Regions from separate parts of the Homo sapiens genome. Here region 1 is linked to region 2. Evidence: read pairs that join two places in POLR2A ChIA-PET (ENCODE). Cell type or tissue: CD4-positive, alpha-beta T cell. All regions are shown on one strand.

Region 1 (2,500 bases), 71 kb after region 2:
CATTGACTTCCCTTCTAAGTAGACAGCAAAAATGGCGGGGGTCGCAGGAATCTGCACTCAACTGCCCACCTGGCTGGCAGGGATCTTTGAATAGGTATCTTGAGCTTGGTTCTGGGCTCTTTCCTTGTGTACTGACGACCAGGGCCAGCTGTTCTAGAGCGGGAATTAGAGGCTAGAGCGGCTGAAATGGTTGTTTGGTGATGACACTGGGGTCCTTCCATCTCTGGGGCCCACTCTCTTCTGTCTTCCCATGGGAAGTGCCACTGGGATCCCTCTGCCCTGTCCTCCTGAATACAAGCTGACTGACATTGACTGTGTCTGTGGAAAATGGGAGCTCTTGTTGTGGAGAGCATAGTAAATTTTCAGAGAACTTGAAGCCAAAAGGATTTAAAACCGCTGCTCTAAAGAAAAGAAAACTGGAGGCTGGGCGCAGTGGCTCACGCCTATAATCCCAGAGGCTGAGGCAGGCGGATCACCTGAGGTCAGGAGTTCAAGATCAGCCTGACCAACATGGAGAAACCCTACTAAAAATACAAAGTTAGCCAGGCATAGTGGTGCATGCCTGTAATCCCAGCTGCTCAGGAGCCTGGCAACAAGAGCAAAACTCCAGCTCAAAAAAAAAAAGAAAGAAAAGAAAGCTGGAGCTGGTGGCTTAGGCCATCACCCTTCCCTTGGCTGGAACTACTGGACAGACCCTTTTGAGATGTGCCTGTGGTGCTGTGGAGATGTGTGTAGTGGTCTTAGCTCTTTGTTGAGCTTGTGTGTGTGTTGTGTAGTCTTAGCTGTATGCTGAAATTGGGCGTGTGTTGGAGGGCTTCTTAGCTCTTTGGTGAGATTGTATTTCTATGTGTTTGTATCAGCTGAATGTTGCTGGAAATAAAACCTTGGTTTGTCAAGGCTCTTTTTTGTGGGAAGTAAGTAGGGGAAAAGGTCTTTGAGGGTTCCTAGGCTCCTTTGTACAACAGGAAAATGCCTCAAAGCCTTGCTTCCCAGCAACCTGGGGCTGGTTCCCAGTGCCTGGTCCTGCCCCTTCCTGGTTCTTATCTCAAGGCAGAGCTTCTGAATTTCAGGCCTTCATTCCAGAGCCCTCTTGTGGCCAGGCCTTCCTTTGCTGGAGGAAGGTACACAGGGTGAAGCTGATGCTGTACTTGGGGGATCTCCTTGGCCTGTTCCACCAAGTGAGAGAAGGTACTTACTCTTGTACCTCCTGTTCAGCCAGGTGCATTAACAGACCTCCCTACAGCTGTAGGAACTACTGTCCCAGAGCTGAGGCAAGGGGATTTCTCAGGTCATTTGGAGAACAAGTGCTTTAGTAGTAGTTTAAAGTAGTAACTGCTACTGTATTTAGTGGGGTGGAATTCAGAAGAAATTTGAAGACCAGATCATGGGTGGTCTGCATGTGAATGAACAGGAATGAGCCGGACAGCCTGGCTGTCATTGCTTTCTTCCTCCCCATTTGGACCCTTCTCTGCCCTTACATTTTTGTTTCTCCATCTACCACCATCCACCAGTCTATTTATTAACTTAGCAAGAGGACAAGTAAAGGGCCCTCTTGGCTTGATTTTGCTTCTTTCTTTCTGTGGAGGATATACTAAGTGCGACTTTGCCCTATCCTATTTGGAAATCCCTAACAGAATTGAGTTTTCTATTAAGGATCCAAAAAGAAAAACAAAATGCTAATGAAGCCATCAGTCAAGGGTCACATGCCAATAAACAATAAATTTTCCAGAAGAAATGAAATCCAACTAGACAAATAAAGTAGAGCTTATGAAATGGTTCAGTAAAGATGAGTTTGTTGTTTTTTGTTTTGTTTTGTTTTGTTTTTTTAAAGACGGAGTCTCGCTCTGTCACCCAGGCTGGAGTGCAGTGGTATGATCTTGGCTCACTGTAACCTCCGCCTCCCGGGTTCAAGCCATTCTCCTGCCTCAGTCTCCTGAGTAGCTGGGATTACGGGTGCGTGCCACCATGCCTGGCTAATTTTTGTGTTTTTAGTAGAGACAGGGTTTCACCATGTTGGTCGGGCTGGTCTCAAACTCCTGACCTCTTGATCCGCCTGCCTTGGCCTCCCAAAGTGATGGGATTACAGATGTGAGCCACCGTGCCTAGCCAAGGATGAGATTTTTAAAGTATGTTTCAGTTCTGTGTCATGGTTGGAAGACAGAGTAGGAAGGATATGGAAAAGGTCATGGGGAAGCAGAGGTGATTCATGGCTCTGTGAATTTGAGGTGAATGGTTCCTTATTGTCTAGGCCACTTGTGAAGAATATGAGTCAGTTATTGCCAGCCTTGGAATTTACTTCTCTAGCTTACAATGGACCTTTTGAACTGGAAAACACCTTGTCTGCATTCACTTTAAAATGTCAAAACTAATTTTTATAATAAATGTTTATTTTCACATTGAGTTTGTTTAAATCCTGAAGTTCTTACCTTAAGAGAATTGGGACTCCTAGAGTGATTGGACATTCAAAATATTCCTGATAGTCTTGTTAATTAAGAGATTA
Region 2 (2,500 bases):
CACCCTCCACCCCCAATTGGGAGCCCTGCCCCCCTGGGGCCGGGCCAAGCCCAGCAGCTGGCTGGGATCCCATGGGGGACTGGTAGGGCACAGGTCTTGGGGGATAGAGGTGACCGGGCCAGTGCCCTGGGGCTCTGGCCATGAAGTCTCGGCAGAAAGGAAAGAAGAAGGGCAGCGCAAAGGAGCGGGTTTTTGGGTGCGACTTGCAGGAGCACCTGCAGCACTCAGGCCAGGAGGGTAAGGAGGCCGGCTCAGCTTCTGCAGGGTGGGTGGGGAGGCACTGGGCATCTGCAGCCCGATCCAGCCTGAAGGGCAGAAGCAGTTTCCGGTGCTCCTGGGGAAGGGGCAGTGGCCTGGGGTCACCATTCAAGAGAACTGTAAGTGGGCAAGACAGGAAATGTGGCTCAGTGAAGAAGGCAGGGCGGCTCCCTTGTGTAACTTTCTGGGGATGGGGTGGCTGAGGGGATGAGAATGTGAGTACCCAGGTAGCAGTGAGGGGGAGGATGGAGAGACTGGAAACCGAGGAGGAGTGGATGAAACAGCGGGCAGGTGACTGGGAACAGGAGAGGGAGGGTGAGGCGACAGGGTCAGGAGAGGAGTGGCTGAAGGGGAAATGATTATCCTTAGGTCTGAATGAAAGGAGACAGGGAAATGGCCCCAGAAGGGTCTCAAGATGGCCCTTGAGGCGGGTGGTTTCCTGGCTGGAGAACACCCAAGGACAAGGTCATGGGCTCTGTTCCCACTGCAGCCTTGCTGGGCCGCAGGGGATGATGTCGGGCTGGAAACAACCTCTGCCCCTAGTCTTTGTGATTCTCTTGTTGTCCCTGTGCAAAAGAGAAACAGGTTCAAAGTGGGGGGCAAGGGGAGAAGCTGCTGAAATGGGGAAGAATGAAAGAGAGGGTGTGAGGCCTGGCTTGAAGCTGGAGGTGGAGGGTGCAAAGGAGGGTGGGTGTGGAGCTGTCTGTGGAGCTCACCCAGCTCCCTCCCTGGGTTACCTTAGAGTGGGCTTTGAAGCCAGAAGGACCAGGGACAATATCAGGTTCACAACGGGGCCTGGCATGGAGCAGCCACTCAAAATCATTTCTTGATTCAATTTGAAATTGAACCCAGGCACCCTGGCTGCCCAGCCCAGCTTGTTTTTGGCACTTCAAGCTCCTCCTAGAGAAAGGCATAATTCTTTCCCCACTCCACCCCATTCCACCCCACCCCAATCTGTCATTTCCTCTTTGTCCCCTCCTCTGCTCTGGGCTGTGGTGCTTGCAGCGGAGGGAGGGTGATGGTGGTTCCCAGATCATTTCCTGCTCTTAGCCCCGCCCCTGCGTCCCCAGACACCTCCTTCCCCTTTTCTCCTCCAGTGAGAGGACCCCTATCCCCATTGCCCTTGGTTAAGGGAAAGCCCAGACCCCAAGGAAGAGTGTTAAACAGCTGAAGCGAGCTTATTTGAGCCTTCCTCTTCTCACTGGGCAGAGTGGAGGTGGCACAGCCATCAGTGCAGGGCTTACTCCTTTCTAAGGGACTCCTCTCAAGAGCTATGATTCTTAGCCAAGGATTATGAGATTTAATTGGGGATGATGTGCTCCTCCCAGCTCAATGCAAACCCTCAGTTCAGCCTTTCCTGGTACTGCCCTTTTTTGTGGTCCACCAACCAATTTTATCTTGAAACACTGAACCCACAGCCAGCCCAGACCCTGCTCCTATAACCCTCCCGGCCTCTTCCTGGATTCCTAGCAGGGAAGGGGCACACTCTCTAGAGGGGACAGACAGATCTGATTGCTGAATCCTGATCCTAGGTGAATCCGAGAGCAGGAGACCAGAACCTCACAGAACCCAAGGGTGGGTTGATCTTGGGCACCAGAGTAGCAGTGGTGGCTCCTTCCCTATCCCTCAGGTCTTCCTGGTACAGAGAGGTGGAAAGTGGAAGGAAGGACAGAGAGAGGCTGGTGATGGTTCCTCTCTTTAATCCAACATCCACAAAAAAATGAGAGCAGAGAGATCTTTGTTTTCGCTTAATTTATCCTCCCTGATCACGTTGGTCTCCCCCATCCCCACAGCCTTGCTCCATCTCAGCCCTCTCTCCAGCTCTTTGCCCCCACATGGGTCTCTTCCTTCCTTAAGCCCTGTATATACTGAATTCTTTCTTTTCCTAATCTTTGATAGATTGTTCAGGTTTCTTTCTTTCTTTCTTTCTTTCTTTTTTGAGATGGAGTCTTGCTCTGTCCCAGGCTGGAGTGTAGTGGGGTGATCTCGGCTCACTGCAACCTCTGCCTCCCAGGTTCAAGCAGTTCTCCTGCCTCAGCCTCCAGAGTAGCTGGGATTACAGGCAGGCACCACCACACCCAGCTAATTTTTGTATTTTTAGTAGAGACAGGGTTTCACCATGTTGGCCAGGCTGGTCTCGAACACTGACCTCATGATCCACCCGCCTCGGCCTCCCAAAGTGCTGGGATTACAGGCGTGAGCCACCGCACCTGGCCGATTGTTCAGGTTTCTAATTCTCAGG

What was found. ChIA-PET counts read pairs that join two places held together with the same protein. Peaks named below come from ENCODE experiments on the same cell type or tissue, not always from the same donor. Only the 100,000 strongest peaks of a DNase experiment are listed, where the experiment ranks them.
Region 1: POLR2A ChIA-PET joins it to region 2 with 10 read pairs; 13 of 35 experiments call an interaction of 5 or more read pairs at or near these places.

The regions. Positions count from the first base shown.
Region 1 is chr1:160,996,094-160,998,593 of GRCh38, reverse strand. It overlaps F11R (F11 receptor), which reads left to right. Exons shown (of 10, transcript NM_016946.6): 10 at 1-2,500. Among named protein-coding and RNA genes, the nearest start is that of F11R, 24 kb to the left of the region's middle. In CD4-positive, alpha-beta T cell, a CTCF peak has its summit at 1,086 (motif pointing left); a DNase peak (open chromatin) is centred at 1,103.
Region 2 is chr1:161,067,265-161,069,764 of GRCh38, reverse strand. It overlaps ARHGAP30 (Rho GTPase activating protein 30), which reads left to right. Exons shown (of 12, transcript NM_001025598.2): 1 at 1-237. The coding sequence starts at 141. Among named protein-coding and RNA genes, the nearest start is that of ARHGAP30, 1.4 kb to the left of the region's middle. RefSeq lists a silencer at 1-138 and an enhancer at 35-581. In CD4-positive, alpha-beta T cell, no CTCF peak of the experiment used is centred here; a DNase peak (open chromatin) is centred at 1,284; H3K4me3 peaks cover 2,500 bases; H3K27ac peaks cover 2,500 bases.